4 separate regions of the Mus musculus genome follow, and all the other regions are linked to region 1. The links are chromatin loops, found by intact Hi-C in ENCODE. Cell type or tissue: heart. All regions are shown on one strand. Each heading gives the region's core, and the rest is flanking DNA. Links, peaks and the distances in the headings are about the cores only.

Region 1 (7,941 bases), core at 1,130-6,129:
AAAATATTTCCAACAAAATAGGTCAGCAAGTACAATACACTAGTCGGGCAAGCCTGGAAAACTGAATTCCATTGTAAGAAGCCACATGAAGCTCAGAATGGACTCCACCAAGTTGTTCTCTGACCTCTACACTTGTCCCATAGCATATGTACAAGCACATACACAGAGAAAATTTAGGAAACAGTCACCTCTATTAGTTTTTGAAATGTGACTCTCTTCACCCCACTAACAACATTAATCGCTAGCCTTTATTATCTTTACAGTTTATTTCAGGATTTATCTCCATTTGATGGATAGAGATTTAACTCTGTAAAAAAAAAAAAAAAAGGCTGAGGGCAGAGTGGCTCTCCCAACGTTGTGGAGGCAGAAGCAGGTAAATTTCTAGTTTAAAGCAGCCTGATCTACAACAATCGGGGCTATATAATGAGACCCTGTCTCAAAGGGGGGGGGGGGGGGGGGGACTAAACTGCCCAAGTAGTTCACTAGAAACAGTATGGAAGCATTAAACATCTAAACAAACCAATTAATCCCAAATTCTGTGCTTTCCCATTGTAGCATCCTGCTTCCTAGAGTACCTTAGGAAAAGCCAAATTGCCCTCATGTGTAAAACTTCAAAATGAGTAAATACAAACTATTTAACATGTAAAACCTCTTGATCAAGGCATTCCCTAATAAAAGCCGATTCTCATGATGCACTCTGACAGTTCTAGCTGGAAGCTTGAGTCCAAGTGGTCTAACTACGGTTAATAGGTCAGTTACCGCTACGGTCGGCCTGTCTAGGCTTACCTTATACACCACCCCCGCGATGGTAGTGCCAGTTTTCCGAGCTTTCGGGAGCTTGAACCCCTTTTTTGCGAAATCCGCTTCCAAGACAGCATTCCTAAGGGAAGGCACAGAAATCAAGTGTTAGAGGACAAGACCACTGGCGAGAAGAGTGGGTGCTTAGGAAGGAACTCAATTTTCTTCCACCCCAGTGTGATCACTGGATTCTCCCATTATTAGCACCATCGGCGAGGAATTACAGATCGGGGCGGTGACCCAATCCCTCCAAAGCCACAGGAAAGTCCAAATCCTTACACACTGGCAAGGGGAGAGGGCCGCGCCGGCCTCAGAAGCAGCCCGCGCTGGGGCCCGATTCCCTGAGTCACACGGCCGCGGGCACCATCCCCACGCTCGCCTCACGCCCCCGACCCCGGCCGCAGCCCAGTTCCGATCCGGCGTACAGAGTTCCCACTCGGGTCCCGATCGCGCCCCCGGGCATGAACACACCTGCGACAATTATCAAAAGAAAAGCCTCCGACCGGTGGCTGAAACACCGACACAGCCGCCATCTTGCCAAGAAAGTGTTTCCGGGCCGAGGGCGGAGCGACAAAAAAAGAACTTAGCACTTCCGGCGCCGCGAGAGACCGGGACGAGAGGGCGGGGCAAACTTCGAACTGGCGCTCTTGGACATAGAGTTCTTGAGTTCTCACTTCCTAGAGAGGCTTGGGTCTTTGAAGTAGTTTTGCCTCAAGTCCTGGGAAGGGGAAACTGACGATCAGCCGAAGGGATGGAATTTGTTAAATCAGATAATAAAATTCCCCCAATAACCAAATCTCCTGACGCTCAGACCAGATCTGTTTCTGCGGTTAAACTAGAATCCGGCGTGTATCAGGGACATCCACACACCCCAGGTCCAGGCAAAGCCGCTGAGCAAATCCCTTTCAACTCCCTTATTTCCTACTGTTAGTGTGTAACGGAGCTTTCACCTTCCTCAGAAAGGCAAACAGACACATGGAAAGACGTTTCGTGCCCTGAGTCACGAGGACAAGGCAACCCCAAGCCCCCAGTGAGACACTGCTTTGGACCCACTACAATGACTGGAGTTGGACAGAGAAAAACTCTCTGTGACAGGTGGGAATATAAAACGGTCATCTGCTCCGGAAAACGAACTGGATCTTAAACCAAAATTATCACTGTCATACCTACCCAGAAGAACTGGAAAGCTAAGTTCACAGATGCTTCTAGGCAAATGAGCATAGCAACCAGGTACCTAACAGGCAAATCGGGAAACAACACAAATGCCCATTGACGGATGAATGAGTAAACAAAATGTGGAATATCAGCACAGTGAAACAGTATTAGGCCGTAAAAGGGAAGGGAATGTGATACCTACTAAATCAGGGGTGACCCTGGAAAACAATTTGCTAAATATAAAGAGACTAGGCATGGAGAAGAAGAACCACATTGTATAATTACATTCACATGTGATATACTATACATTCATGTGGTAATCATGTTCACATGCCTGTGGGTACATGTGGGTGTATGGTTAATGTTGGGAGTCCTCCACCACTCTCCACTTTACTCTTTCAGTCATCTTCCCTCTGGGCCATCTCCCCAGCCTTAGAGAGTTCCATTTGTATGAAGTATCTCAAAATAGGCAAATCTGCAGAAGCATAAAGTGAATCAGTAGTTGTTAAGGCTGAAGGAGAGGCACTGGATTGTTTATGGGCACAGAATTCATAATGTTACCCAGCACTATGAGTGCAGTGTTATGTAATTTTAAGAAAATCTTCTACTGATGGAAATGTGAGGCTTGCTGCGGAAGTCAGGAAAATATTTTTAAACTTATTTAGGCAATAAGTGACACCCTCCATGACTGTGAAATGAATTCATTTACAAATATTTATTAAGCACCTACTATGTCCTATTATGATTGTAGCTGAAGACAGACGGATGGATAGATAAATGAATGAATGAATGAATAACATCCTAAGGATCTAGAACCAGTGTCTCAACCATATTTTTAGTAAATGTTCACTAAAAATTAAGTTCCATCTGATTGCATCTCTGGGTCTTTTGAAATAAAGAAAATAAGTTCTAATTTTGAAGCCCTGTGCTAAGAATAGGCTCGGAGAGTGGGTCCTAGCCCAGCTTAGCTTGAGTGCTTGCTTGCTGAAAGCCACAGGTGAAGATAATAACTCCTTGTAATGATGTTTCTGCAGCTAGAGAAAACAAAGGTCACCTGTCAAAGCCCCAGAAAATAGGCAAAAGGAATTCATAGTCCTTATATTCCCAAACTCCTGAACTGTAAGGCAATACATTTCTGTTGTCTATGCCATCCAGCTTAGAGTAATTTGTTATGGCTGCCTATCAAAGTCAGACGCCTCACAAGTTTACAGTCCAAAGAAGAGAAAAACCCAGAACAAATCTTTTTGGTGGTGGAGTGTAAGTAGGATCGGGCTGGTTTAGAAGTCTGGGAGTGTAATCCTATGAGACACACAAGAGGAACAGATGAAAAATGACAAAATCAACTTTTAGACATGGCTTTTGGGGAGTCAGAGTTCTGAGCCTGAAGCAGAGGAAGGCACGGCAGTGGGAAAATGACTGTGTCCTTCTGTGGGGTCTGATGGCAGTGGAAAAATGACTGTGTCCTTCTGTGGGGTCTAATGGCAGTGGGAAAATGACTGTGTCCTTCTGTGGAGTCTGACAGAAGTTATGGAGTCCTTGCCAGGCTGATCTGAAGAAGTGTCATTGCCTCTAGAGATGGTCGGCAAAGCCCAGCAGAGGGCGACTGGGAACCTCGAGGAGACCTGGGAGTAGACAGTAAGTGGCTGAGCCAGAGGCCTGCCAATGAATAGCAGCTCCAGGCAGACCAGGCATAATCAGTAAAGCTTTAGTCATTAAGAGCCCTGCTCAGCTTTCTTTTTTACCTTCAGTGCTGTTCCCTGGAACTGCAACCCACTCCAGAATGCTCATCCTTTGTCTTGGACACTTCCCTACCTACTCCTTGGCTACCAAGCTAATGATCAGTAAAGCTTCTACCCTACGTGGCTGTGTGACCTCAGGGGATGTACCAGACTCTCTGTGTCTCAATTCCCAAATAGCACAGTAACAGACTCAAAGTCCTGATCTCTGTCCTATAGACAGGATCTCAGGATTGTCCTGGGCACCATAAATGTACCAGACAAACACTGGGAAAACAGATATCTTGGAGACAGGCACAGTGCCTGCCTGCAGGGAACTGACATGCTCTAAGGACCCACTATCATTTTTGTCCAGCTATGCAAATGATGCATGGAAGGGCAAAGTCTTAGCTCAAGACCATACTGTTGATAAATGTCAGAGTCAAGATTCACCCTCATAGCACCTTTACTGCCAGCCCTGACAACTACAGTTCCCTGACTTCCGAATCTGCTGGGCTCTGACAATGCAAAAGTAAGATTTTCTCCTCCCCAAAATCTACCCTCTGTCAGCTCCTTACCAGCCAGGTGATGTCAGGCAGATCTCTTTATCTCTTTGTAACTCCATTTTTTCATCTATAAAATGAGAAAACATTGAAGTCCCCCTCAATACATAAGCATGACACGAACACCTGTTGACACTTCACTTATTCATTCATTCATTCATTCGTTCAGATTTTATTAAGAACCTCCTTGGTGACAAACTTTGTGCAAGATCATAACCTTGAGGGGCATTGTTCTAAGAACTATATGTCCAGTTCTTCGTGCTACGTGGCCTAAGGGACGCATTGGGAGCATAGCCAAAAGGTTTCCTCATCCACCTAAGGCAGCAGGCAGGCACTCAGATGACAGCAGTTAGCAAGAAGACCTAGAGAGCAGACAGCACTTTCCATGAAGAAAGCGCAGCGGCACTTGGCCCCGGCATGCCCCCGAATTTTCCAAGCACCAGTAGAGCAGCAGCCCCCACCCTACCAAGTCTACAGACTGACTGGGAACCCAGTGCGGGACAGGTGGAGAGGGCCCACCCCAGCCCCCATCAGGATATGCACAGTAGAGGGCTCCCCACGAGAGCTGACTTGGCCCTCTTCCCATTGCAGGGAGAGCGGTCCATGATGCTCCTGGTTACCATGGCAACTGGGCCCTTGTTTTTCCTCCTTCATAAATAAGCTATAAATAGACAGGGTAACCTGTGTGCCTTCCTTTGCATGAATTAGCGCAGCTGCTCCAGGCTCCAGGGCCCTTGGCCCAGCACCCAGGTGCCAAGCCGCCCTGCATGGCCCACAGAAGCCCAGCTCCAGTGGGAGGGGTGCAGTCAGACACATGACAATGCCTCCAAGAGTAGATTCCCTCCACCTGAAACCCACAGAACTATAGACACATACGATACGCACAGGCTGGGTTAGGTGGGCCCTGTGTTTGCCAGCCCTGGCTGATGGTGAGAAGAAACAGAGCCTCCCCTCCTGCTTCTTGTCCAGCCTTTGCAAGACACAATGAAATAAATTATCAGCATAGCCCTCACTTCCCTAGCGTGGGAGGACTTACCAACCTCCCATCCCGGTTGAGTCATCCTGGTTGATGTTTGTTTGTTGAAATCTTTCAACATGCCAGAGGCTGTGTTAAATACCTCCCAGGTTACATCCCCCATTCACTTATTACTGGTTTGTAGGCAGTGAACTGTCCACCTGCAGAGAAGAGGTACTTGGCTCACGACACAGCCGATTTGAAAGAGAATAATAATACAAACCCAGACCTGACCTGTCCGCAGGGCTTGTTCCTAACCCCAAGTCATTTGGATCAGAAACCTGATTTGTTCTCTCTAACCAGGAGAGAAAAAAATAAGTGAGCCCTTTAAGTCAGGAGCTTAGAAGGGCCAGGGACTGACTTAAAGCCACACAGTGAAGCAGTCAGTCAGGGCAGAATCTAAAGCCATACACAGCTCTAGAATGCAGGACAAAGCCTGGTCCTCTCATGAGAACACTGGGGAACCGTGGAAGGTATTTAAGCAGAGATGGACACATGACACTTAAATAGAAAGACAAGACCCCATAAAGGCCACTTTTCTGTTTGTTTGTTTGTTCACTTGTTTGTTTGTTTGTTTGTTTGTTTGAGACAGGGTCTTATGTAGCCAGGAGTGACCTTGAACTTCTGATCCTCCTGCCTCTACTTCCCAAAAGCTGTTTACAGATGGGGAGCCACTATACCTCTGCGGTGCTTTGAGTAAGGGTGATCCCCATAGGTTCATCTTAGTCATCAGGGAGTGGCACTACTTGAGAAGGATTAGGAGGTGTGGCCTTGTTGGAGGAAGTGTGCCACTGGGATGGGCTTTGAGGTTTCAAAAGCAGAAGCCAGGCCCAGTCTCTCTCTTCCTGCTGTCTGTGAATCTAGATGTAGAACTCTCAGCTACTTCTCCAGCACCATGTCTACATGCGTGCTACCACATTCCCCTCCACCCTCCCTCCCATGATGACAATGGACCAAATCTCTGAAACCATCATGGTGTCTCTTCATAGCAGGAAAATACTAGGACAATCTGGTGTGTGTAGTGCTGAGGATCAAATTCAGAATGTTGTGTTTGCTAGGCAAGCACTTTACCAGCTGAACCACATCCCCAACCCTGGTTGCTTCTTCAGTTTTGCAGGCCCTGCCTTGACAGTGCCCTTGACTCTCAGGCGCATCCATTATCTTCTACATGGTTCAGAACTTCCTGGCTCTTCCATCATTATTATTCTGTCACTGCTTCATCAGACTCATCCAGTGTCTGGTACCTTGCTGGGTGTAGAAACAGGGCTCTGCCCTCAAGAGGAGCACACACATAAATAAAGGAGAAAGTAAAAGGGTCAGATGGACCAATAAGGACTGCAAAAATCAGCCAGGCAGTGGTGGCACACACCTTTAATCTCAGCACTTGGGAGGCAGAGGCAGGTGGATTTCTGAGTTCAAGGTCTACAGAGTGAGTTCCAGGACAGCCAGGGCTATACAGAGAAACCCTGTCTCAAAAAAAAAAAAAAAATATATATATATATATATACACACACATATATATATGACTGCAAAAATCCACAGAGCCTCCAGGGAGAGGGAACTCAACTTTCTCAGCAAGTGCTCAGAAGGACTTGAGGCCACCGACAAAGCCCCAGCACTGAGTAAGGCCTGAATAGCTAGGGCTATAGGGAGGAAGAAAGAGTGTGGTTTCAGTAGTCACGTGCACAGAACCATGGAGTTGCTGGGCCTGGCGGGTAGCAAACACTAAAACAATTTATAGGATGAGGATAAGTATAATCTTGGGCAAGGCTGCAGGACTAGGTGCCCATGCCAAGGCTGAAAGCTGGCTGTGGCCATCTCAGCAGCATGATGAAGAGCAGGTGGGAGCAGGAATGATAAAGGCTGTCAGAGGAGAGCAGGGAAGAGTGACAAAGAGGGCCTAGACCAGAGTGGTAGCAGGAAGGACAGGGGTGGGGACAGTCTAGTAGAGGTAGTACAAGGCACTAGATAGACCAGGCAAAGATGAAAGTTGGGGGTGGGGACAGAGGGAGGAGTCCCTGTTGTCCTTTCAGAGTCCAACCTGGGGTGGCTCAACCAGTCTGTGCTGGGGACAGGGGACAGAGGCTCAAAGCCTTGTGGGAAGTCGTGTGTTTCTTGGACTGTCCCAGTGAGTGATGGAGGAGAACTCAGTGTCTGACAGTCACTGGTGGGGACAGGAAGAGTGAGCCGGTCCCAGGAGCCGACTTCTTCTCTAATGACAACACTCAGAAATCACAGCGATATCTGACACGAGGGCTTTTCTAACTGCTATTGGGTGAGCTGAGCAGCACATGCCTTCTGCAAAGCCATTGAATGATTCAAGATCCTTAGGAAAGGCTTGAACACTTGGCCCCCACGACCTCTTACAAGAGATCTATTCTCAGCTAAGACAGATGTTTAAAGATATGCCATTGTATGGGCTGGGGACATGGCTCAACAGGTAAAAACAAGTCTTCTTTAAGCATAAAGACCTAAGTTTGAACCCCCAACGCCCACATAAAAAGCTCTGCATGCCTGTAACACCAGCAGAGGATGCAGAGGCAGGTGGATCCCAGGAACACACTGGCTGGTCAGACTAGCCCAAATACCAAGTTTCTGGTTCAGCCAGAGACCTTGTCTCAAGGCAGTAACAGAAGAGTCCTCCTCTGGACTCTGTATGCACTCTCGTGAGCTCACATAACCACACATTCACATT
Region 2 (7,941 bases), core at 1,510-6,509, 220 kb after region 1:
CAGGATGCCTCAAACTCAATCCACCTGCCTCTGCCTCCAGACTGCTGGGATTAAAGGTGTGAACCACCATTGCCCAACTTTTGAATTTTCTTCTCTGTCTGATATAACTTCGCATATTTGGAGATGTCATAGGCTTCATTCCACTGTTGATATCTAATTTAGTTCCACTATAGTTACAGACGGTACCTGTATGGACATATTTGAAATAACAGATTTATGTTACCAACACAGCAGCAGCAGCTCCCTTTCATCCTCAGCACCCTCCTATAGTAGCTAAGAGCCTCGAGAACAGCTTCTCCCTAAGGTAAGAATATCTTTCAACTCATTTTGGACATTTTTTTAATCCCACTGACTTCAGCATTATGCTCACAGAACTCAACCATAAATCCTATGCTTTTTCTTGCTACTTTTCAGATTTTCTCATTATCCCTGTTTTCCAAGTAAATGCTTATTACACTAAGGGTTTATCAGGTGTTCTGGATGTATAGATTGTTTACATTTATTTGCATTATACTGTTTATACTACACTGTAGAATGTTTATTATCAGATTCTGGAAATCTAAAGCAATTGTCCCTCAATTTTTTTCTACCCCTTTTTTCACTCCTCCCTTTTTAAAAATTTTATTTATTTTTAATTTATGCACATTGGTGACTTGACTACATATATGTTTGTGTGAGGGTGTCAGATCCCATGGGATAGGAGTTACAGACATTTGTAAGCTGTCATGTGGGTGCTGAGAATTAAACCTGGGTCCTCAGGAAGAGCAGCCAGTGCTCTTTCTTAACTGCTGAGCCATCTCTTCAGTCCCTCACTCTTCCCTTTCTGATTCTCATTAAAGGCACACTTGATGCCATCCTATAGATCTCTCAAGTTTTGTTCATTTTACAATTTTCTCTTCCTCTGCTCTGCATATTAAATAAGATATACAGAAATCTCTCTCCAAGTTCATCTTTTTTTTTTTCTTCTATCACCTCCAAGTTTTTACTAGCCCATCCTGCTTAATATTTCGGTTCAAATGAGCTGTTCATCCCCGAGTTTATTCTTAGTATCTGGCTATTAAAATTCTTTGTATTAAGTCAATGTCTTCATATTTTCTTCTAAGTCCTTAAATATTCTTTCTTTGAAGAATCTCTATGCTGCATGCCAACAATGTGTAAGCCCTGTTGAAAGAAAAAATGGAAAAGCTTTGAGGAGCTTAAGTATGTCCTATAATCTCAGAACTGTAAAAGTCTGAGCAAGGAGGATTTAGAGTTCAAGGCCAGCCTAGACTAAACAGGAAGACTGTCTCAAAACCCAAAAAGAAAGAAATAGCTGGAGTCTGTGTGCCAAATCCACACTTGGGTCACCTGAGATAATTTCTACTAACTCATTTTCCCTCTCACATGCAGGTCAGATATTGTCCCTTTGTATATTTATAACTGCTGTTGATACTGAATATTTAAAATGAATCATGGAGCTGAGGCAGAGGAATGTAACTTTGAGGCCACCCTGAGCTACACAAGACCCTGCCCCCAATGATGATTTAAGTTAGTGATAATGGTGGGCTTCTGTTTTCACCAGTTTCTGAACTAAATCTATTAAGTGTGTCTCTGCCTCAATGACAAAGTTCCTCGTATCTCAGGGTTTCCCCTTATATATATTATGGAGCCTGATTTCTACAGCTCACTCCTTAGCATCTTTTATCTGCATAGCTTACTAAAGACAGGTCAGATATGAATTCACTCACTCAAGATAATGGATTAGAGAATCTATGCTTGGGATAGATGGAATAAGTCTATTTCAGATTTCTATTTCACTTGGGCTTTTCCACAAATCCCTGGCATTTTCTCATACTGGTTTTGTTTTGAGGTTTTTTGTTTGGTTTGAGGGTTTTTTGTTTTTATTTTTTTATTTATTTGTTGTTGTTGTTGTTTGTCTTCTTTTGAGTCAGGGTTTCTCAGTGTAACCAGTCCTGGCTATTTGGGACTTGGCCTCAAACTCACAAAGATCTGCTTGCCACTGCCTCCCAAATGCTAGTACTAAAGGTGTGCGCCACCCACACCTGGCTTATTGTCTGTCCTTTTGACACAACCTGTCAAAACCCTGTCACCCCCCATGCTGGGAACCACACTCAGGTCCAATGTTGTCTAGCAAGTACTCCACCATCCTTCACAACAGTTTCAACACCTTTCAACTCAGGACATATGAAGAGTTGGTAAAGTAGGCCTATAGCTGTCTCATCTCAAGATTTTCCAGGATAAAGCCCTGGCTAGTCTGACTCTGCACTATCACAACAGAACTATAACCTCAGGTTATATAGAGTTGTCACCAAAATTGTTATGCTTTTCTTTTTTAAATTCATAACACTGGAGATAAACCCAGGATCTTATAAATGCTGAATATACTTTCTACCACTCTACACCTAATATCATCTTTTTTTGTTTTTGTTTGGTTTGGTTTGGTTTTTTGAGATAGGGTTTCTCTGTATAGCCCTGGCTGTCCTGGAACTCACTTTGTAGACCAGGCTGGCCTCGAATCCAGAAATCCGCCTGCCTCTGCCTCCCGAGTTCTGGGATTAAAGGTGTGTACCACCACGCCTGGCTAATATCATCATTTTTAACAAGCAGTTTCTCAAAGTGACCTGCCACAGCAGAAAGCTTACCAGCTCATAGCCTGCTTACAACCTCAGACAAAAGCAATGCATGTTGATCTTATCACAAGCTCAGTGGTTTTCATTAATAAACTTGTCAGAATGGTTTTGTATTAGTTTATAGCTTCTTTGGTGAGAAAAGATTTGCTATCCTAAGCTGGTCAAGCATACTTTCAGGGAATTACCCCCCAAATATCATAGCACCTACAAGCTAAAATACAAAACTCAATTAAGAAAGGAATACACGGGGGAGAAAAGTGAAGAAGGATAGAACTGCTCTGGGATTGTGAAATCAGTTCCAATTACAGGACACAACAGTTTAAAACAAATGTGGGAGTCAGATTTAGTTCCTACTTCACCAAAACCTTAAGTATTAGAAGTCCCAAGAGCCTTCTTGTGTGTCTAGACCAGCTGGATAATGGATCTCAAGTAGAGCAAGAGTACGAAGATCACCTCAGACCTTGTCATTATACTGGTACTCAAACAGGTCCTAGGCAAAGAGTATGCAATGTTACGGATGATCCTGGCCACTACAACTGAGCCCACTAAAAAATAAACTAGGAATTTGGAGTCTAAAAAACAAGAGAAGAAAAACAACAACAAAAAGACTGTGTATTTTTAATTAGTATTCATATATGCTCTTATAAAAAGCTAGTTATAGCCTCCCAAATTTCGAAAGTTAGCGACATTACTTTTCAGAACATACTGTTTTATGGTTCCAAAGCGAGTAACATTATATCTTATTTTTTCCCAAGGACCTCCCTCTTCATTCTTCAGTTAGGGCCTGTCACCACCTAGTGGACTATGTAGGAATAATACAACCACTACATCACCACAGTGGCCCACCTCTTCTGTTCTAGAACAAATCTCTAGACGGAGTTTTCAGAATCAGATAAGAGCTCCTGTACCTATCTAAAAAACCAGTTGGGTAATTTGTAACTATATAAAATACAGATTTAAACAAATAAAAGATATGTACTCAAGATAATGAATGGGCTAAAGAAAAACAAAAATCGCTATAGACAGCATAGTACTGGGGTTAAGACAAGCTTTGGTTCCCAAAGATTAACCTGTTTAACAAAATTAATTTCCAAAGCTTAACTTATCAAGATATGAAAATTTTCATACCTCATAACTACATGAGTTTTCCCCCAGGTTATATGGGTCACTCAACTTTCAAACCTCAATCAGTAAAACCACATCAACAAAACATATACATCAAGATACAGAAACTGTATTTAAACACTTGGGCATTGTTCATAATAAAAATCCTACCAAGCTACAAATAGAAAAGGAAGGAAGTTTCCAAAAGCTGATTGTATTTTATCTTTTTTAATCTATAGCTTCCTGACCTCAAAACTGGCTAAAAGGCTAGGCGTGGTGGCAGATGCTTGCAATCCCAGCATTTGAAGGCTGCTATAAGAAGACTGCAAATCCCAAATCAATCCAGGATACAGGGAGAGATTCTTTCTCACAAAAAACAAAAGCAAAAACAAAAACCAGACTAGGCCGGGACATGCTGATACACACCTAAATCCCAGTACTTGGGAAGAAGTAGTAGGTGGGATCTCTTATGACCCTTCCTGGTCTACACAGCAAGTTCTGGGCAGCCAAGGCTAGTAAGACACTGTTTAAAAACAAACAAACAAACAAACAAACAAACAAACAAACAAACAAAAAAACAAGAAACCTGACTATAGACCATAAAAGCAAAGCAGCTGTGACACTTGGAGATGGGGTGTGGCTCAGTGGCAAAGTACTTACCTAACATACTCATATACTTGAGTTCAAACTCGAGTATTGAAAAACAAAAACAAAACAGCATGTTATAGACATTATGACAGGCAGGCCAATAGAATGTCTGCATGTCTGTATCTTACCAAATATTTGTGTGTAGTTTGTTTGATTGTTTTTTGTTTTTGTGTTTTGTTTTGTTTTTGTAGTGCTAGGTACTAAACCTAGAGTCTTGTGCATGCTAAGCAAGGCCAAATAATTTTTTGACAATTTTTTCCATATTCAATAGGGAAAGAAATCTTTTTAACACAGAGCCTAGGAAAACAATGGCTATATACAAAAGAATGAAATTATATGTTACCTTGCACTATATCCAAAAAATTATCAAATATAAAATATAAAGAAAAAGAATAAAATTTTTATGAGAAAACAGGTAGAAAGCTTCATGACAGTGAATGCACATCTAGAATACCCACCTGAGTGGACTAAAAAGTTTTTACAAAACTGGTAAAGTGCACTTCTGGGTGTGTCTGTGAGGGTTATTTCTATGGAGGATTAACTAACAGGGACAGGTAAATAAGCTGGAGGCTCACATGCAGCAGCAGAGGAAAACTGAAGAAAATACACATATATTTTGCTTCCTAGCAACAGAGAAATATTTAGCTAATCACTTCACACACACCCCCCTCCTTGCTCAGTTGTTAATCCAAGTAACAAAAAGAGGTGGGCGGTGGTGGCGCATGCCTTTAATCCCAGCACTTGGGAGGCAGAGGCAGGTGGATTTCTGAGTTCGAGGCCAGCCTGGTCTACAAAATGAGTTCCAGGACAGTCAGGGCTATAGAGAGAAACCCTGTCTCAAAAAAACAAAACAAAACAAAAAAAGACTAACAAAAGTTGTTACAAAGAAAATGGATCATAGTTGATCTGTGGTTCATAAGCTTTTGGAACTGGCTCTCAAGAGGAACATGAAATAGTCTCAAGAAGCTAACTAGGGCAGTGACTCTGGTAAGTGCTCAGAAGATAGGCATGTTAGTAGAAATGCACAAAGTCTACACTCCTGAGGTTTCAGATGGACTAAAATGTGAATTATAAAGATTGCTCTTGAGGTTTCCAGTGGGATTGAGGACTCTATTGGGAAGTCATTCATGTTACACTCTGGCAAAGAGCTTTCTTACATGTGCTGAGACTTCTCGCAACTCCCAAGTTCAAAGATATGGACTAAATTTAGGCTGTGGCAGGCTATGGTTGATTAGTCAGATTAACAGTGATAATCATGAACAAAAAACAGTCAAAAGACAAAAACCTTTCCGTGGACATTAAATTTCTTAAGAAGAAACCCTACCTTGCAAGGTACCAAACATGTCCTTAGGGCATCACAGAAGATGCCAGAATCTACCCAAGGGAATGAATGTTTTAAACTCATCTCCAAGAATTCCCTTAAGTGAAATCCCAGGTACCCAGCTGGTGGCACAGGGCTGCCTAGGGAAACGGATTCAAACATGTGGGTACTCATAGGCTACTGTGACTGTGGTCCAAAGGGTTCAGCTACTCTAGCACTATATAGACAACACCAAGGTCTGCTAATAGCTTGAGTGTTATCCTCAAGACAGTAGTTTTGCAGCATGCAAAATTCAAGAGTTAGTAAAGATACAATAGGAAATCCCTGTAAGCTAGAAATGCCAAGAACATGGACTATCACTAAAAGCTGCAAGCAGCAAGCAAAGACAGCCCAAAGGAGAAGTTGTGCAAGCTGAAACCTGAAAGGCCATGGGGCGGGATTGCACAAATGTCTTGGAGCTTACATCATACTATTTTGTACCTCCCAGATAACAACAGATTCCAGAAAAAGAGCTACACATTTTAAATGCTTGTCTCAATAGGTTTCTCTCTTGCTTTGATCTTATCTCTTCTTTCTATGTCCTTATTTCTCTCTTTTGGGCAGAAATGTGACATTGTGATCTTGGGAGTGTGCAACTTACTTTTGATAATCCAGGTAATTCATCTAAGAGTTTCTCAAAGAAGGAATTTCAACTTTTGAAACATGTTTGAATTGCTAAGATTTTTGAGAACTCTAGGAAATAGATTATGTGCACTGTGCTTTACAAGATGGCTCTTAGAATGGAGGGTAGATTATTATGATTTGAATATGAAACGCCCCCAGAGGCTAATGTGCTATCACTATTTGAGAGGTGGTAGAAAGTTTCAGAGGTGATGCCTACCTGGGGAATTATCAATTCAGGGAGGGAATCTCTAAAAGTTAAACCAGGTCTCCCATCCTTCACTTTCTCCGTTTCCTATATATCATAAAACAAGTGACTGCTGGCCATATGTTTCTGCTACATCAGGTGACCAAAGATATATATGTGAGTATGTGGGGTACTTCATATTGAAACTGTAATAATGACTTTGGACTGAGCAATGGTTTTATGGCTATAAAACTCAAAGTACAGACAAAAATAAGAATAAAGCATATTGAACAACATCAAAATTAAAATTCCAGGGCAGTATACAATTCAGCTATTGAAGACATACTTGGAATGTATAATATCCTGAGAATGATGTAAACACAAAAAATTCAAAATAAAAAAAAAGCCCTGTGTGTCTATGAATATATTCAACAAAGTAAAGAAATCAGTATGCAAAATGGGGGAGGTTGCAAATTAGGTATCTGATAAATTGTTATTACCTAGAATTTAAAAGAATTCCCCTATGACTAAAACAACCAGGCAAACCTACTGAGACGCTAATTTAAAAGGAAGCACAAAAGTTGAATACATTGCAGATACAAATTTCAAATAAGCACATGAAAAGATGTTAATACCACTAAAGATTAGGGAAAATACAAATAAAAATAAAAAATACAGGATGTGGTAAGGATGTAAAGAAACTGGAGGGCTGGAGAGATGGCTCAGTGGTTAAGAACATCGACTGCTCTTCCGAAGGTCCTGAGTTCAAATCCCAGCAACCACATGGTGGCTTACAACCATCCGTAATGAGATCTGATACCCTCTTCTGGTGCATCTGAAGACAGCTACAGTGTACTTAGATATAATAAAAAATAAATCTTTAAAAAAAAAAAAAAAGAAACTGGAATTCTTACATATATATGTTAGCAAAAATATAAAATGGTGATTCTAGTATTGAAAACAATACAACATATATACATAACAAAAATTAAAGAAAAAAAGAATCCGTGAATTTGAAAGAAAGTCAGAGGTGGTACTTGGGAGGACATGGGTGGATGGATAAAATCTCAAAAAGTAAAAAGTTATATAAAAATAATTTTTAAAAACAGAAGTTACTTAAAAACAAAAAACACAATTATCACATGGTTCAGCAATTCCACTTCTGGGTATAGTCCCAAAAGAAATTAAAATAGTAACTCAGAGATACACTGCTGTACACCCATGTTCACAACAAGATTCACAATAGCTCAATGTTGAAGAAAACCAAGCATCCACTAACTAGTGAATAAATAAATAAAATATGGTATATACATGTAACATTATTCAGCCTTAAAGAATAAGTGAATTCTAACAGATCATACAACAATATGAGTAAATTTTGAGAGCATTAT
Region 3 (7,941 bases), core at 1,910-6,909, 580 kb after region 1:
GTACTCCACATCCTCTCCAAATGCTTTCTCAAAAAATCTTTTTCTGCCGGGCGTGGTGGCGCATGCCTTTAAGCCCAGCACTCGGGAGGCAGAGGCAGGCGGATTTCTGAGTTCGAGGCCAGCCTGGTCTACAGAGTGAGTTCCAGGACAGCCTGGGCTATACAGATACAGAGAAACCCTGTCTCGGAAAACCAAAAAAAAAAAAAAAAAAAAAAAAAAACTTTTTCTTTATTTTATGTATGTTTTTCTTGAATGTATGTCTGTGCACTATGGGCATAAAGACACTTGTTCAGTGCCTAAGGTGGCCAGAAGATTTCATCAGATCTCCTAAGACTGGAATTATAGATGGTTGTGACTTGCCATACAGGTGCTGGGGTTGAACATTGGCACTTTTAATCTCTGAGCCATCTCTCTAGAATTAGGCCTCTCACCAAAAGTAAGGGTAAGAATTTACATGATTCAGGTTATAGTTTAGTGATAGAGATTTTACATAGCAAGTACAAGGGGCTATGTTTGATCCCCAACATAACAGAATATGAAACCTCTTAAGCTTATTATTAACAATTTTATATTATATTAAATTATATACTATAATTTACTACTATTATTCATTTTTCTAACCAGATATGAAATCTGTACTTTCAGGTTAGGAAGATGGTTCAGTCAGTAAAGTACTAAACATGAAAACCTCAGTTCAGTTTAACTCTCATAATCTACCTATATTATACTTTTTTTTTTTTTAAACCAAGCATGATGGTGCATGCTTGTAATTTTAGATTCCCGAGGGTGCTGATCAGCCAACCTACAAGAATCTACAAGCACTAGATCTAGTAAAAGATTCTGTCTCAAACAAAACCAAACCTCATAAAACAAACAAACCCAAATCAAACTGAAAAACCCAAGGAGGATAATGACTGAAGAAGGCACCTGAGGTTGACCTCTGGCTTTAGCACATACGAGCACACACATGTATTAGAATGTACTCACCACCCACAGCTTAGAAAATTTGTACTTTCTGTTGTATTCTGAGAAGTCTTTCTTATAGATATAAGTAAGCCCTTTAAGTCATTACGCCAATGTGTGCTCACCTTCATTCCTTCAATATACCTGGTACTGGTGATCTAACCATTTCCAATTCAGTCAGAGCACTACAAATTCATTTAGAAATATAAGTTTTTCAATGCCTCCAAGTTTTAATTAACTTAAAATACAAAAGGGGCTAGAGAGATAGTTCCACAGTTAAGAGTACTTGCGCCGGGCGTGGTGGCGCACGCCTTTAATTCCAGCACTCAGGAGGCAGAGGTAGGTGGATTTCTGAGTTCAAGGTCAGCCTGGTCTACAAAGTGAGTTCCAGGACAGCCAGGGCTACACAGAGAAACCCTGTCTCGAAAAAAACCCAAAAACCAAAAAAAGAAAAAAAAAAAAAAAGAAAAAAAAAAAGTACTTGCAACTCTTACAGAGAATTGGGGTTCAGCTCCTAGAACCCACGTGGCAGCCTTCAATTGTCTATAACTCCAATTCCAGAGTGTCTGATGCTTTCTTCTAGTTTTCATGAGCACTATACACATGTGGCACACATACATACAACAGAAGCAAAACACTCATAAACATAAAATAAAACTATATCCTTTTTTAAAGAATGCATACTACTCTAGCAGAGGATCCAAATTCATACAACAGATAGTTCACAATGGCCTGTAACTCCAGCTCCATGGGATCCAATCTCTGGTCTCCTCAGGCAGCTGCCCACACATGCACATATCCACACATGTACACATAATTAAAAATTGTAGAAATAAATATCTAAAACATTAATGAACTTGTCTTCTTCCAGAAAAAAAAACTTTCTGTAGTATTTATTAAATGTCTCTAATTATTTCTCTCCTTCCTCTGGTAGAATCTTTTATTTTGGCGTTAAGACCTCAAAAAAGATAGTGCTAGGGCTGGAGAGATGGCTCAGTAGTTAAGAACATTGGCTGTTTTTCCAGAGGATCTGTTTTTAATTCCCAGCATCCATATAGTGGCTCACAACCATTTGTAACTCCAGCCCCAAGAGAACCAATGCCCTTTTATGCCCTGCATGCATTTGGTATACAGACATACACGCAAGTAAAATATCCACACACTCATACAAAAAAACTTTTTTTAAAGACTCAAGGCTAGAGAGAAGGCTCAGCAGTTCTTGTTCTTGAAGAGGACACATGTTCAGTTCCCATCACCCACATAGTGGCTTGCAACCTTCCAAAAACTCCAGGAGATCTGAAGCCCTCTTCTGACTCTCTAAGACCAGTCATGCACATGGTACATATACATATATGCAGACAAAATTTTCATATGCATAAAATAAATACATAACAAAGTCTCCTAGAATACTTTGTTGGCCTACCTAATTTTAGTTTGTACTTTACACCAGGCAACACAAATAAAATTTTCTTTTTCCTCACCTGAAATCACTACGTAGTCCAGGAGCATAAATAAAATTGAATTTCTCTTTTCTTCTCTCCCTCTTTTCCCTCCTTCCCTTCCTTCCTATTTGAGGTAGAATTTTACTATGCAGCTCTGACTGGACTGAAACTCACTATGTAGACCAGGCTGGCTTCAAAACTCAAGAGATCCACTTGCCTCTTCCTTCTGAGTTCTGGACTAAATGCATTTGCTACCAAGACTAGCTAAAATTGAACTTCATAAACACTAGATAGTCAGGAATACTGACTCACATTTGTAAATCCAACACTCAGAAGACAAGAGGAAGGAAGACTGCAATTGCAGTTAGCTCAAGGCTAGGCTGGGCTACTTAGTTGAGTTCCAGGGAAGACTGGACTTCAGGGCAAAACCCTTTTGCAGTATAATATTTGGGGGTTCCTGCCAACCTTAGATCATTTAGTTCCCAAATAAAAGATACAAACCCTTATATTTATAATAAGTCTTAAAGCATTAAAGCTGGACAGTTATCATCCCCTCTATGCTAATTTGTCTATTTCCCTGTCAGTGACTCTGAGATATCACTTGCCATATTCTACCTGGGCTGCTCCTACCCAACTGGCCTACCTCAGACCCAAGCCAGGCAACTGAAGCTCCACCTACCTCTCTTTTGCTCAGCTACAGGCAGTAGGCATCTTTATTCAACTGATAATTTTAAATTAAGGAGCAAGTTTTGCACACAAAAGAAAGCTGCCATATTGATAATTCATCCGTGTTGAGGTGACTAGAGCTTAGGACACAGAATTACAACACACAGCAACAGACCAAACCTCAACAAAAGCCGGTCTCAACAAATAAGCAACCAAGCAAATAGAAACTATATCAGAGACTGGCTGCACAAGCAAATTAATCTGATAGAACTGTTTCCAGGATAGGAAACAATTTTTTTGAAGGATATACAGAAAATTTAGATTTTCTTCCCCAGTAGTTAATCAAAAAACTAGGGGAGTGGGGCAGTCTAGTAAGAAACAGATAAATGTGGGGCTGGAGAAATGACACAGCAGTTAAAAGCACATATGATTCTTTTGCAGAGGACCTACACTCTATTCCCAGCACTCATGCCAGGCTGCTTATAACTGCTTGTAACTACAGCTTCAGAGAGCCTCCAGCTTGTAACTACAGCCTCTAATGCCTCTGGCTTTGAAGGCATCTGCACTCATATACCCATATCCCAAAGACACATGGAGGATCTCTGAGTTCAAGGCCAGCCATGCCTATAGTGACTTTGACCCAGGGCTACACAGAGAAACCCTGTTTCGATAAACAAAGCAAAATAATTACTTAATTAATTTAAAAAGCACACAACAGGCTCAGCAATTTAAAGAGTTTAGTGCTCTTGCAGAAGACTCAGGTTCAATTCCCAGCACAAATATCAGGTAGCTCAAACCACCTATAAATCCAACTTCAGGAGCCTAGGATTGCTCTCTGCCTCTGCCAGCACCAGCATACACATGGGGCACATAAATTCACACAGGTACACATACATCTACATAAATAAAAAACAACTAAATCTTTTAAAAAATTCAGCTCAACCCTCACACCACAATAAAATAAAACAAACCACTATTAAGGTGGAAGCCGGAGAACCAGGGGTTTAAGGCAAGCTTGGGCTACATGATGCCCTGTATCAAAATATCTATATCTAAGATCTGGAGAGATTGCTCCTCAGTTAAGATTGTACAGAGGACCCGAGTTCAGTTTCTATCACCCACATCTTTTGGTTCACAACTGCCTGTACCTCCAGCTCCAGGTGACCTGGTGCCCCTGGCTTACAAAGGCAAAATGTGCACATAACCGCCCCCCCCCAACTAATTAAAAATAAATCTTATTAAAAAAAAAAAAAAAGGAACGGAAAGAAAAAGCCAGGCATGTTGGTTAGGGTCCAGCAGTTGGGAAGTAGAAGCAAGAGGGTCAGGAGTTCAAGGCCATCCTCAGGTACATACTGGGTTGGAGGCCACCATGAACTTTTTTTAAAGATTTGTTTTTATTTTATGTGTATGGCTGCTTTGCTTGCACACATGTCTGTGGAACACATGTGTACCTGGTGCCTATGAAGACCAGAAGAGGGCATCAGATTCCTTGGAACTGGAGTGACAGGATGTTACAAACTATCATGCCCTTGCTGGGAACAGAATTTCCAGGTCCTCTGGAAGAGCAGCCAAGTGCTCTTAACCATTGAGATATCTCTCCAGCCCCAGCAAGAACTATATTAAGATCTTATCTCAGGAAGAAAGCAAAAACAAGACAAAACAAAATTACCAAGCAGGAAGACAAGGCAAATGCCTGATTCAGGTGGCTGAATATGAACACCAATCATGTAACACAGGCAGTCAGTATGTAAGTTACAAGCTATGTACTTTCACACAACCAACACTTGAGGTCTTAAACATTTTGCATACTTGTTGGCTGATTTAAATATAAACTTCATGTACTAGATGAGACAAGAAAACAGACACAGAGCAAAATCTTCACAAGAGAAATAAAATTCGTTAGGAAAAAGGCAATTTTTTTCTTGAAAAAATTGTTTTAAGCCTGTGGCTTAAAAATATTACAAAAACAGCATGAAAAAAAAATTCAAATGATCGAGAGTGACTGACTACATAGCAAATCAAAGTTAACGGAATAAAACAGACATTAGCAACCATCGGATAAACACCAACGTGGTCCTAAGCACTAGTTTTTGCAGAAACAAAATACGGTTGATAACAGTGGTACACCAACGGCTTACTTCTTTACTGCATTAACTTAGCCTGAACTGAGTAAGACCTCCTTTGGAAAACCAAGAAAACGACACCTTGAGTTACAGGGGAACAGCTCAGAGGTCATAAAAACATTTGAACTTATTGATAAGCAACTGCTTATTCACTTAAATAGCTCAACAACGGGCTAAGAAATGAGATCCACATCCAAATCATCAGAAGAAAACTACCACTCCTAAGAAGCAATTTAGGGGAGTGGTGAAGCTGAGGCGACTTGTCATTCTCTCCCATTATGGTCGCATCGATCCCGCCCACCGGCTTCCACCTCTCAGGGACTTAAACACACCGCGGCCGCGTCCCTGGAGCAGACAGCGGCTCCTGTTACCTCTGCTGGGAGGACCCCATCCCGGGAGCACTACCCGCTCGGCCCGGCTCCGTCTCCGGGAGGCCGAGCGAGTTAGAGTGAGAGTCTTTAAGCTCGGAGTCCCGTGAGGGTCAGGGGATCGTGACATCCCCCGGGATCTCCCCTCAAAGAACTGGACAGCATTCGGGGGATCCGGGCTCCCCTGGTTCTCCGCGTCACGCCGCCTCGGACCCGGTCCTCTCGCACCGCGGAGCGCCCTCCGCCGCGCCAGGATCGGGCGCCCGGTAGGGATCCCGCCGAGGGAGAAGGGCGGGCCGGCGGGAGCCCCGCAGCCGGAAGGGGCTTGCCTCGCAAGCTGGACGGCCTCCGGCCCGGCTCACCTTCAGGTCGTTCTCGGGAAGGTACTTGCACTGCCGCGCTATCTCCACATACTTGTCCAGATCCAGCGGCGCCATTTTAGGAAGAACAAGCCGCGGCGACAGCAGCGGCAGCGGCTGTAGTAGCGGAGGCAGCGGCGGAGGCCGAATCCGGAACCCTCCTTACGTCACGTCCGATCCGTGAGTGGCGTCTGCGAAGCGACGTAAAAGCCTGACCCGTTCCGCTCTCTCTCTCAGGCGGAATTCCGGGCCACGGATCTATCTCCAAGAGAACCCGGAGGTCCTTTTGATAAAACCTACTGGGACCCGTAGCTCTCTGCCGCGGGGCGTGCTGGGATTTGTAGTTTTAGTAAAATGCTCTTCCTTTCCTATCCTTGGCAACAGACTTCACCTCAAATGAGGCTTTTTCTAAGGAAGACCATGAAGTGGTTAACTAAGAATTCCCTGGCTCTCACTCCTACCCTGTAAAGTATCTTCAGTTAAAGTTAAGAGTTACTGTTACCGCCTTTCCAGGACTACTGAAGACCTGGCCTAGACAACATTTGAAACAAACTTAACACCACCGGTTCTCTGGCTGGGGGGTGGGGTGGGTGGTGGGTGGGGGAAGAAACAAACAATAAAGCATTTCTTATGCCACATTCTGTACAAATACTGGCACTTTTTTTTTCTCCTGTTCAATTCTTGTAAGACTGTAAGAATGCAAAGTTTGCATGTGTTATTTGCCCCAAAATCTCAAAGGAAACAGAAAAGATGGATCCTAGACTGAAAAACAGGCTACTGACTTAATCCGGTGAGTTCCAGGAGGGGGCCGGAAAGGTTTTTTTTTTTTTTTTGTCGTATCCCAGTGCCAAGAACAGTTCTTGACACCTACTATAGCTTTAACATTGGTCCATTTGACAACTCTATATTGAATAGCAACAAAGTACAGATACACTTATAGGCAGTTAGAATAACCAATGGCTGCAATAGACAAAAATCTCTATCCTTGGGGCTGGAAAGAGTGCTCATTAGTTAAGAGCACTAGCTGTTCTTCCAGAGGATCCAAGTTCTATTACTAGCATCTACGTGGCTGCTTTCAAGTCCAGTTACGGGAGATCAGACACCTTCTTCTGGGCACTGTGTGCATGTGGTACAGAAATATATTTGCAGTCAAAATAAATAAAATAATAAAAAATAATGTATTAAAAAATCTGTCCTCAACTTGCAATTTAATTCTGTTAGAGATAACCGACAAATATAATAAATTACTCAGAGCATGTTAGAAAGTGATAATTTAAGGAAAACATTCCAGCATAGTAAGGAGGATGGGTTGACACAGGATTCAGAATTAACCTGACCATAGTGTACCACATATTTGACCACAGCAGTGATGAGGCAGCTGGATAACTGTGAGTTCTAGGATAGCCTAGTCTATGTAGCATGTTGCAGGTCAACCAGAAGACCTTGTCTCAAAAAAAAAAAAAAAAACACAACAACAACAAAAACACAGCAAAGTTGGGAAGGTGGGAAGTTGTATGGAAGATATCTGATGCATTTCTAAGCTTATTTGGAGCTTTTGTGGAAGAGCCATACCATAGTGGCTGGAGCTCAGAGGAAGAAATGAATACATAGATTTATTTTCCTTTTGATGCAGTGGACAACTGTTGTAGGATTTTAAACATGCAACATGATCAAACTTATTTGGATTTTTAAATTTTGTTTTCTTTGCTTGGTTTTGTTTGAGACATCTCTTTAGCCCCTTAAAAACAGAATTCAAACATTCCTACAAGAATTTAGAAATGTAATTTATAGTCTAAAAGGGTTGGTTCCAACAATGTAAACTATCTGATATTCCACTTTTTCTTGTTAATATACTCCTCCAGCATGGCTTGAGGTTTCAAGCCAAAAGACCCAAGGCACATCCAAGCATTCTGGAGCTTTACTTCAGAGAAGTAATCACTGTCCAAATACATACTGGGCACATGGCAGATCCAACCTTGCCCTGGTTGTCTTTCCAGAAGGAAAGCAGAGTGAGTGTATA
Region 4 (7,941 bases), core at 1,335-6,334, 93 kb after region 1:
CTGATAACAGTCTGATGAGGAATAGGCACCATAAACTTGATTCAGTATTGGAAGAGAAAAGGAGCTGGTCATGCATCATCTGGGAAGCCTTTCCTGACACAGGCACTCACACTCAGGAGCTGTGAAGAAGCAAAGGCTGCCTGGGGGAGTGGGAGTAGGACAGCAAAGTAGGAAAGAGCTATGGCCAATTAGACTCCTCACCCTGGGATTCTAGCAGAAAGGGGATGCTTGGCAGTGATTAACCTAACCCCAGAGGCTCAACTTCCAGATCTGATGACCTCCTGGTCCTTCCTGTATGCAACTCAGACTTCAAGACACCCAAGCCAACACAGAATGGGTTATTTCCCACCGTTCTTCCCAGGGCTTGGTCCTAGCTAAGACAACTTGGGCCCACAACCGTCCTTACTCAGAGTCCTGCTGAAGCCAAATCCCTGACAGCCCTAGCTTGGTGCTGCCCTCTCTTCCCAGGTCACTGCTGTGTCATCCTGCCTTGTTTTCCTCTCCATGGATACAGAGTAGCCTCACCCTCTTGCTCAGCTGTGCTCTAGTCTTGCCCACATCGAACACTTCCTCAAATGCAACCTGTCCAACACACCAAATCCAAAGTCTTCTTATTAAAAAAACAAAAACAAAAACAAAAAAAACCAAACAAAGTGGTGGTGTACATCTTTAATTGCAACACTCAAAAGGCAGAGGCAGGGAGGAGGATTTCTGTCTCCATTCACTTCTCTTCCCTCAGTTTTCTGTTCCCTAATACACAGGACTGATTTTGGAGCCTTATACATACAGCCTTACACCTAAGATTATTCCCTCCCTCCTTGCCTTCCTCCCTTCCTCCCTCTCTTCCCTTCCTGTCTCTTTCTAGGCAAGGTCTTACTGTGTGTGTCCTCGGCTGTCCTGGAACTCGCTCTGTAGAGAAGGCTAACCTTGAACTCAGAGATTTGCCTGCCTCTGCCCAGTTCTGGGACTAAAGACACGAGTCACCATGCCCAGCTCTTATAGGAGTTCTTTTTGTCTCCTGACTTCACATTACCCTCTATACTGTACTTAGAAAATTCTCACTTCAAAATGCATCTCAAATGTCTGTTCTTGGGGTAAGTCAGGTACGAAAGTACAGCTCTCTTCCCTTAGTCAGTGTTTGAATAGTTCTTATACCCTCTGAAATCTATTCAATGACCTTGCACTATAGATTGTATCTGCTACTATAAAAGAAGAATTGGGACTCAAAACCATGTCTAAGCTAGGTGTGGTACTCAGGAGATTGAGGAAAGAGAATTCTAAGTTTGAATCCTGCCTGGGAAATTTAGTGAGATCTTATCTCAAAGTGATTGAGAAGGAGTTGGGGATGTCATCTCAATGGCAGAGCACTTACACAGCATATGTCAAGAGGCTAGGGATGTATCATCTCAATGATTGAGCACTTAGCTCTTGTAAGATTCGGGGTTTAAATCTACGGAACTAGACATTAAGGGAGGGAAAGAAGGAGAGAAAAAGAAACAAAAGACACTTCATCTACATGGTCTCTGTTCCTAGATGCCTTGTCCCCAACATCTCCCAATACATGTAATACCTTCAGAGTATCTGCCTGGAAAGCTGTTCATGCTTCAGGGAACAGAACTTAGAGATTGATCATTCGTTGTCATCTTCTACCACCACCACCACCACCACCACCACCACCACCACCACAGGCAGTCAGATCCCAGGCAAATAGGGAAGCTGGGCTCCCTGAGGCCAAGGCTACAAACCAACAACAATACAGCAAGCTTACTGCTATCCAAACAGCCCTTCAATCCAAAGCTATGAGCTAAAGCCAGAAATCTGATAGAAACAATGAATTAGAGGCTATAGACAAGGGGTTGAGTCATCTGTCTATAGGACAAAATGTCAGGTAGGTGCACCCTGAAGACACTGAGCAAGTCAATGACTGCCTGAAGAGCAATGGAGAGAGCCGGTTCCCAGGTTCCCACTCAGCTGTGCACAGCTCCTAAAGGCCTGAAGCTTTGCTCTCTCCTCAAGTGTTGGCCTTGTTCATATGTGATATATAGGATGGTGGGAACCGATACACCCCAACCTGTGAAGAGAATTATAGAAACTGGTACCCTATCTTCTCCATATCTCATTTATCCTTGTTTTGGCTATCTTTAAATCATATAACTTCTATTATTTAAACTGTACAAAAAAGGTAGTTTATTTAATAAAAAGGTGGTGGTATTTAAATGTGAATTAAACTATGTAAAGCATTTCATATGAATAAATAAACCAGAGAAATTATTGAAAAAGGTACTTGTCTTAATTTGGGGATCAGAAATCAAGGGTCTCATCTGCCCTAGATCTTCAAAGAAAGTGTATAAGGTTATGGAAATAGCATGGAGGAAAAGAGCTGTTCTAGAGAAAGCATTAAAGGATGTTGGTCAGCTTGAAGAGAACCTTACAACAGCCACGAGTCTGCTTGGCTCAGTCCTGTTTTCAATATCTCACTGCACCTCAGGGACCACAACAGAGCCTAAGCAGCCAGGCAGGCTGTAGGGGGTGGGGATGCAAGGCTGTGGGACAAGCTCAAGGCCCGCTGTAGACTGAAATCTAAAAGGCTTAATGGCTGGATTCTATGAACTTCAGCTTCCTCATCCTAAACAAGTGCAAAGGCACCTGTGCTACCACAAGCTGTGAGAGGGAGTCAGTAATACAAAGCTGCCTCAGTTGACACCAAGATAATGCCCAAGTCCCTTAAGGTTACAAGTTAGATTTTTGTTTTTCCCAGATATACCATCCTACCAATCTAGATAAACATTTAAAGCAACAGCTTAGCACTCTGCCTGTCTGACTGCATGGCGCTTACTCGCCATCCTCGCTTTGTGGGAGAGGGATTTACTGTTCCACCTAGTCTATCCATTTAGAGCCTGAGACGGGCTGACCACACAAAGCTAGTATGTGCCAGGGTAAGGGTTACAGTTTAGGGCTGCGGGACTCAATGCTCCTCCTCGGAGGCTAGGCAGCCTTGCCTCACAAGGAGGATGGGGGCTTGCTTAGTCCAGATCGCCTCCCCAGTTCAGCGCTCTCACCTGTGGAGTTCTTCATCAGAGGGTGAGTACTTGGCTGTGACATCAGCCAGCTCCCCAAAGATCTGCTTGCTGTACACTGTGAGGGAGGAGAGCAGGATTAACTCCTGCCACGTAGAGCTCAAGAGGCACGTGTAATCCTTGATTGAGAGCTCGCAGAAGAAAGGCAGCTTCTTGATCCAGGCAATCTGCCTAAAGAGCAACTCGTCGGCCAGGCGGCAAAGCAGAGCAAACAGTTCTGCCTGTGTCACAGCATACCTGGGGGCAGGGACAGGACAGAGTCATTTCCATCAGCCAGAGAGTGAGACTAGAGAGATTTTAGAGACAAGAGAAGGATTCCTTGGTAGTAGGCCTCTTGCCCTTGACCACAGATTTCCATTTTCACTCAACTTCTTATAAAGGGGTAGGGTTGAGGCCAGGATAAAGCTGAGGTGGGGGAGGGGAGAGGGCACAATGAGAGGATCTGGTGAGAAGCTGCTGCTGAGGGGGAAGGGGGCTTAGAAACTTCTGGAATTATGAGGGAATATCACTCTTAATGGTGGTGCTCTCTGACTGTTTCAGGCCTTAGAAGAAGTTCTTACTCATTCCTGTTCTAATTTTGGCAAAGTAAACTTCAATGGGATGGGTCTGGAGCATACCCCGTATAAGGAACAACACCTACACATGCAGGAAAAACGAAACAAAACCCAAAAACACGCCCTAGGGCCAGAGGCAGCGGAGATGCTGAGAACAGAGGCGTTCAGAAGCCTTTCCTGTTCTCACTGTGCCCCCTAGTGGTGACAGTCCAGGAACCAGAGTTGCTCAGCCTTTCCAGCTATTTCTCTAGCCCAAGGTGGGTCTCTGAGCCTCATTTTCATTCTTCTCAAGGTCCATGTCCCCTCGTCATCCTCTTCCTTATACACTAACGTAAAAGCTTTGTGAGACCCTTTCTGTAGGTATTTAAGTCTCCTCTTCTGAAACTGGAGCCTATCTTAGGATCTCAGGATACCCTCTGGAGGCGTTAGATTAAGATTCTAGCAACACTTGTTTTCTACCTAAGAAGTACTGGGTACAGCAACGGGTGGCCCAGATGGCTAACTACACAACACTCAAGTAGAACTAAATGCAGACTAAGATCTCTTCCACATATTCAGGCCTACACCAGAGGCTGTCAGTCATGTGCCATTGGTTACTCAAGGGCTTATTGGCTAGGTCATGTTTGACCTGTTTGACAGGTCAGAACCAGTTAGGGCTTGAATGATTTAAAAACCCGAGGCCTGATACAGAGCCTAATTTTGTGCTAGAAGGCACATGAGCAAACATTCCAGGGCTTGGTTTATCTAGACCCAATGAGAAAATAGGCCCTGCTATCCCAATTTCACAGGAACTGAAAAGTAACCTGAATTCTCTGAGAAAATATGATTAAGGAAACATGAAGGACAAAGCTGGGATACAACCGATGCGTGGTAGGGACATTTTGGAACTGTAATGGGCCAAACAGGACAGAATTAACTCACCCATCTTCAATCAACATAGGTGTGCCCAATGGCTCCAGGTCTTCGGCTGACATCAGCTGATGAATCAGACTGTAGGACTGAGGGTCCAGGCTTCGAGCTTGTGGGGGCAAAAGTGGTGAGTGGCCAGAATAGCTAAAAAGGTGTGGTATGTATTGATAATGTGGAGGCACTGACATCCCCATGTACTGATCCCTGAATGCCATGAATCCATTTAGTTCCACAGACCTACTGGAGAGAAAAACTTCACATCAGGAAAAGCCATTGCAGGTTGAATACGTGCTCAAAGAAAATAACTTGGAGATAAGTTGTTCTCTGGTCATGAAGTCTGTGAATCATCAAGGAATGGGAAGGAATTAAAGGTTACATACATGTCTATGCTATTAAATTCCACCCACAAGACAAGGATTCTGTGTGGGCTCACCAATGTGGCCAGCAGAATAGGACTAAGTAGTTATGGATTGGATGAAGTTTTTGTACTGATGTCACACCTAGCACCTTGCTAATGCTAGGCAGGTGCTTTGCTACTGTGCTATATCCTAGCCCTCTTTTAACATATTTTGAGACAGGGTCTCACTAAGTTGAAGGGTTAACCTTGAATTCACTCTGAAGCCCATGAGCCTCAGCCACCTTGATAGCTCGGACAGTAGATCTTCATCACAAGGCCCAGCTTTGAAGTGTTTTTAGTATATACTAGTAATCTATGATGATAAAAATGTGTGCTTTTATTGTTATTTTACTGTTAGGAAAACAACAGCATAAGACAGGCTAAGTGGACTTAATTAGTCTAAAATCCTAAACTAGTATCTAGCATGGCATGTACCCTGAGGCCCCTAAGTCCCTATTAAACTATTAAAAAGAAAAGAGGGATACAACTGAATGGAATAAAAAGCTCTAGTTGCCTCTGAAGAAGATTGTTTCCCACTTCCTCTCCTTTGGAGAAACCCAACCATGTTCCCAATTAACAGTAAAAAATTACATCTATACATATGTATATATACATGTCCAAGAATGCATGAGTGAATGAATGCCACAATGCATGCGTGAGAGGACAACTACTGGGACCCAACCATGTGAGTTCTGGGTCATCTCAGGTAGTCAGGCTTGGCAGCAGGAGCCTTTACCTGATGAACCACCTCACCAGCCCATTGTTAATTAACATTTTAAAAATCATTTAGCTTTCCTGGATGTATCTCCAATAACCGTGTTTAGCAAACTGCACCTATAGGTCAGATCTAGCCTAGGACCGATTTTTGGTGAATTAAGTCTTACTTGAACAAAAGCTGTACTCATTGCTTTTATAGGGTATGTGCTATGCTGCTTTTAAGTCACTAAAGTAGAGTTGGGGAGCTGGAACCTAGGCCAGGCTTACAAAGTGTAAATAGTAACTATATGACCTTTTAAACTTTTATTTATTTATTTGTTTGTTTGAAGGCAGGCTCTATGTAGCCCTGGCTGTCCTGGAATGACCGTTTTTAAAAAGAGAATTTCTTCCTTTCATCATTTGTGTATGTGTTTGTGCACGTGTGTGTAGGTCTGAAGTTAACATCAAGTGTCTTTCTCAACCGCTCTTCACCTTATGCTTTTGACACAGGATCAACAGGACCTGGAGCATATCGATTCAGCTAAGTTAGCTTGCCAGTTAGCCCCGGTGATCCTCCTATCTGTTTCTCTAGTGCTGAGAGGAGACAGAATCCATTTGTTCCTCATAGCACCTAGCTTTTATGTGGGTGCTAGGGATTGAACTTAGGGTCTCACAATTGCAGATCAATCACTTTACCATCTGAGCTATCTCTACAGGCTCTATCTACTCTGTGATATTTTACTTATTTACGTATATGAGTGCTCTGTCTGCATGTTTTGTATGCATGCTTGGAGAGGTCATTGGATCTCATTATAGATGGCTGCTGGGAATTGAACTTAGAACCAGTGGAAGAGCAGCCAGTGCTGTTAACTTTTGAGTCATCTCTCTTGTCCCCTACTCTGTGACATTTCATGAAAATATCTGTTAATTCTTGTCTTATATGAAAGATTTCTGGGGAAAGGAGCCCTTCCAAGTTACCTCAAAGCTATACTTACAACCATTAGCTAACTTAAGAAAGCATGACTGCCTCAAGAGGCTTTAATCTTGAATTCCCTAATAACACTACCTCTAGCAAGTCAGTTCAACCGTCTATTGAAATTTTACTACTAAATGAAGTGGGCATGTACAGAAGCAGCACTTAGCAATCTGCAAAAGAGATGGCTGATGTTTTGTTTTGGTATTTGTTAAAGACCTGGCCTTGCACCATCCTGTTCCCCAAGAGCCTGAGGGCCCTAGGGCATGAAGGCTGAGACAGCCGGTCAGAGGAGCGCTCTACCAGCAGTTCTTTGGAGGATGACTCACTGGATAGGACCTAGATTATGATACTGGGGTTACTTTTAGCTCACCTGGATGATAGTGTGGAGCCTGGTGAGGGCTGGTTGCTCTCTGAAGCCCTGTTCCCAGGGGAACTGTGGTCGCTGTCACCATGGTTGCTCCAGTGATTGGCTTCTTCCTCAAACTCCTGTCCAGACATGATTCTTTCAATTTCTTCTTCTGATATCTTTGGCAAGAAATGGATACACGTTAGCTTTGGTGCCAGAGATACCTTCTGTTCTCTCTTTAGGAGTCAGAGTTTATACTCAAGGCCTCTGTTAATCTTTAGACTTCTTTGGATATGCCCGGTATATCTGGGCACAATCTAGAACCATGGTTTACTATTATGTTCCCCTTGACCATTTACTTTACCTTCAAGCTACTTTTGAGTTTTCACTTTTCTAACTGAAACTCCATTTTTCAGTGACAATCTCCTACTTGCCCTACCCAATAATAAGTATTCCCTCCTTTGTGAAATTATCTACTGTTATTTACCCACTCATAATTATGTAGATTCTGAGAAAGGAAGTACAGTATTGTGGTTAATGGTATAAATTCTGGAGGCAGACCTGTGTTCAAATCCACTTGTAGCACAACCTTGGGAAAGTTACTGAATTATCTGAGGCTAAGTACCTCCATCAGTTTGGTAGACAGAACAAAAGCTCTACCTACCTCATTTGATTCTTGTGAGGATTAATCAAATCAGATACTTAGAAAGGGGCCTAGCCAGAGTAACAACTATGGAAGCATTTAGAGTTACAATATTATCTTTTTGGGGTTGATTTTTCTTTTGAAAGAGGGTCTTGTTACAGTGCCCCAGGCTGGTCCCAAATTTCTAGATTCAAGCAGTCCTTCTACTTTAGTCTTCCAAGTAGTTCAGACTATAGATGTGTGCCACCATACTGGGCTGTCACAATTATAGAACACTTAAGAGTAAGGTATCACAAAAAACATCCTCTGTAATACTTAAGACCAAAACAGGACCTAGAAAAGA

The links. A loop is a pair of places that touch in the nucleus more often than their neighbours do. Peaks named below come from ENCODE experiments on the same cell type or tissue, not always from the same donor. Only the 100,000 strongest peaks of a DNase experiment are listed, where the experiment ranks them.
Region 2: a loop joins it to region 1, with 3 times the contacts of the local background. A loop is called at or near these places in 6 of 42 quality-filtered maps.
Region 3: a loop joins it to region 1, with 4 times the contacts of the local background. A loop is called at or near these places in 2 of 42 quality-filtered maps.
Region 4: it touches region 1 in a loop (5-fold over the local background); 13 of 42 quality-filtered maps call a loop at or near these places.

What each region holds. Positions count from the first base shown.
Region 1 is chr2:38,642,572-38,650,512 of GRCm38, forward strand. It overlaps Psmb7 (proteasome (prosome, macropain) subunit, beta type 7), which reads right to left and starts at 1,335. Exons shown (of 8, transcript NM_011187.1): 1 at 1,270-1,335; 2 at 787-880. The coding sequence starts at 1,331. In heart, for the core only: a CTCF peak has its summit at 3,545 (motif pointing right); DNase peaks (open chromatin) are centred at 1,350 and 3,540; H3K4me3 peaks cover 961 bases; H3K27ac peaks cover 887 bases.
Region 2 is chr2:38,860,780-38,868,720 of GRCm38, forward strand. The region is part of intron 3 of Nr6a1 (nuclear receptor subfamily 6, group A, member 1); the gene reads right to left. The region is part of intron 3 of Nr6a1os (a long non-coding RNA gene); the gene reads left to right. Among named protein-coding and RNA genes, the nearest start is that of Mir181b-2, 11 kb to the left of the region's middle. In heart, for the core only: a CTCF peak has its summit at 3,435 (motif pointing left); no DNase peak of the experiment used is centred there.
Region 3 is chr2:39,220,243-39,228,183 of GRCm38, forward strand. Ppp6c (protein phosphatase 6, catalytic subunit) reads right to left here and starts at 6,107. Exons shown (of 7, transcript NM_024209.3): 1 at 5,925-6,107. The coding sequence starts at 5,999. In heart, for the core only: a CTCF peak has its summit at 4,552 (motif pointing right); a DNase peak (open chromatin) is centred at 6,139; H3K4me3 peaks cover 1,943 bases; H3K27ac peaks cover 972 bases.
Region 4 is chr2:38,735,828-38,743,768 of GRCm38, forward strand. Nr6a1 (nuclear receptor subfamily 6, group A, member 1) reads right to left here. Exons shown (of 11, transcript NM_010264.4): 6 at 6,980-7,134; 7 at 4,553-4,780; 8 at 3,060-3,314. Among named protein-coding and RNA genes, the nearest start is that of Nr5a1, 25 kb to the left of the region's middle. In heart, for the core only: a CTCF peak has its summit at 3,831 (motif pointing left); no DNase peak of the experiment used is centred there; H3K27me3 peaks cover 469 bases.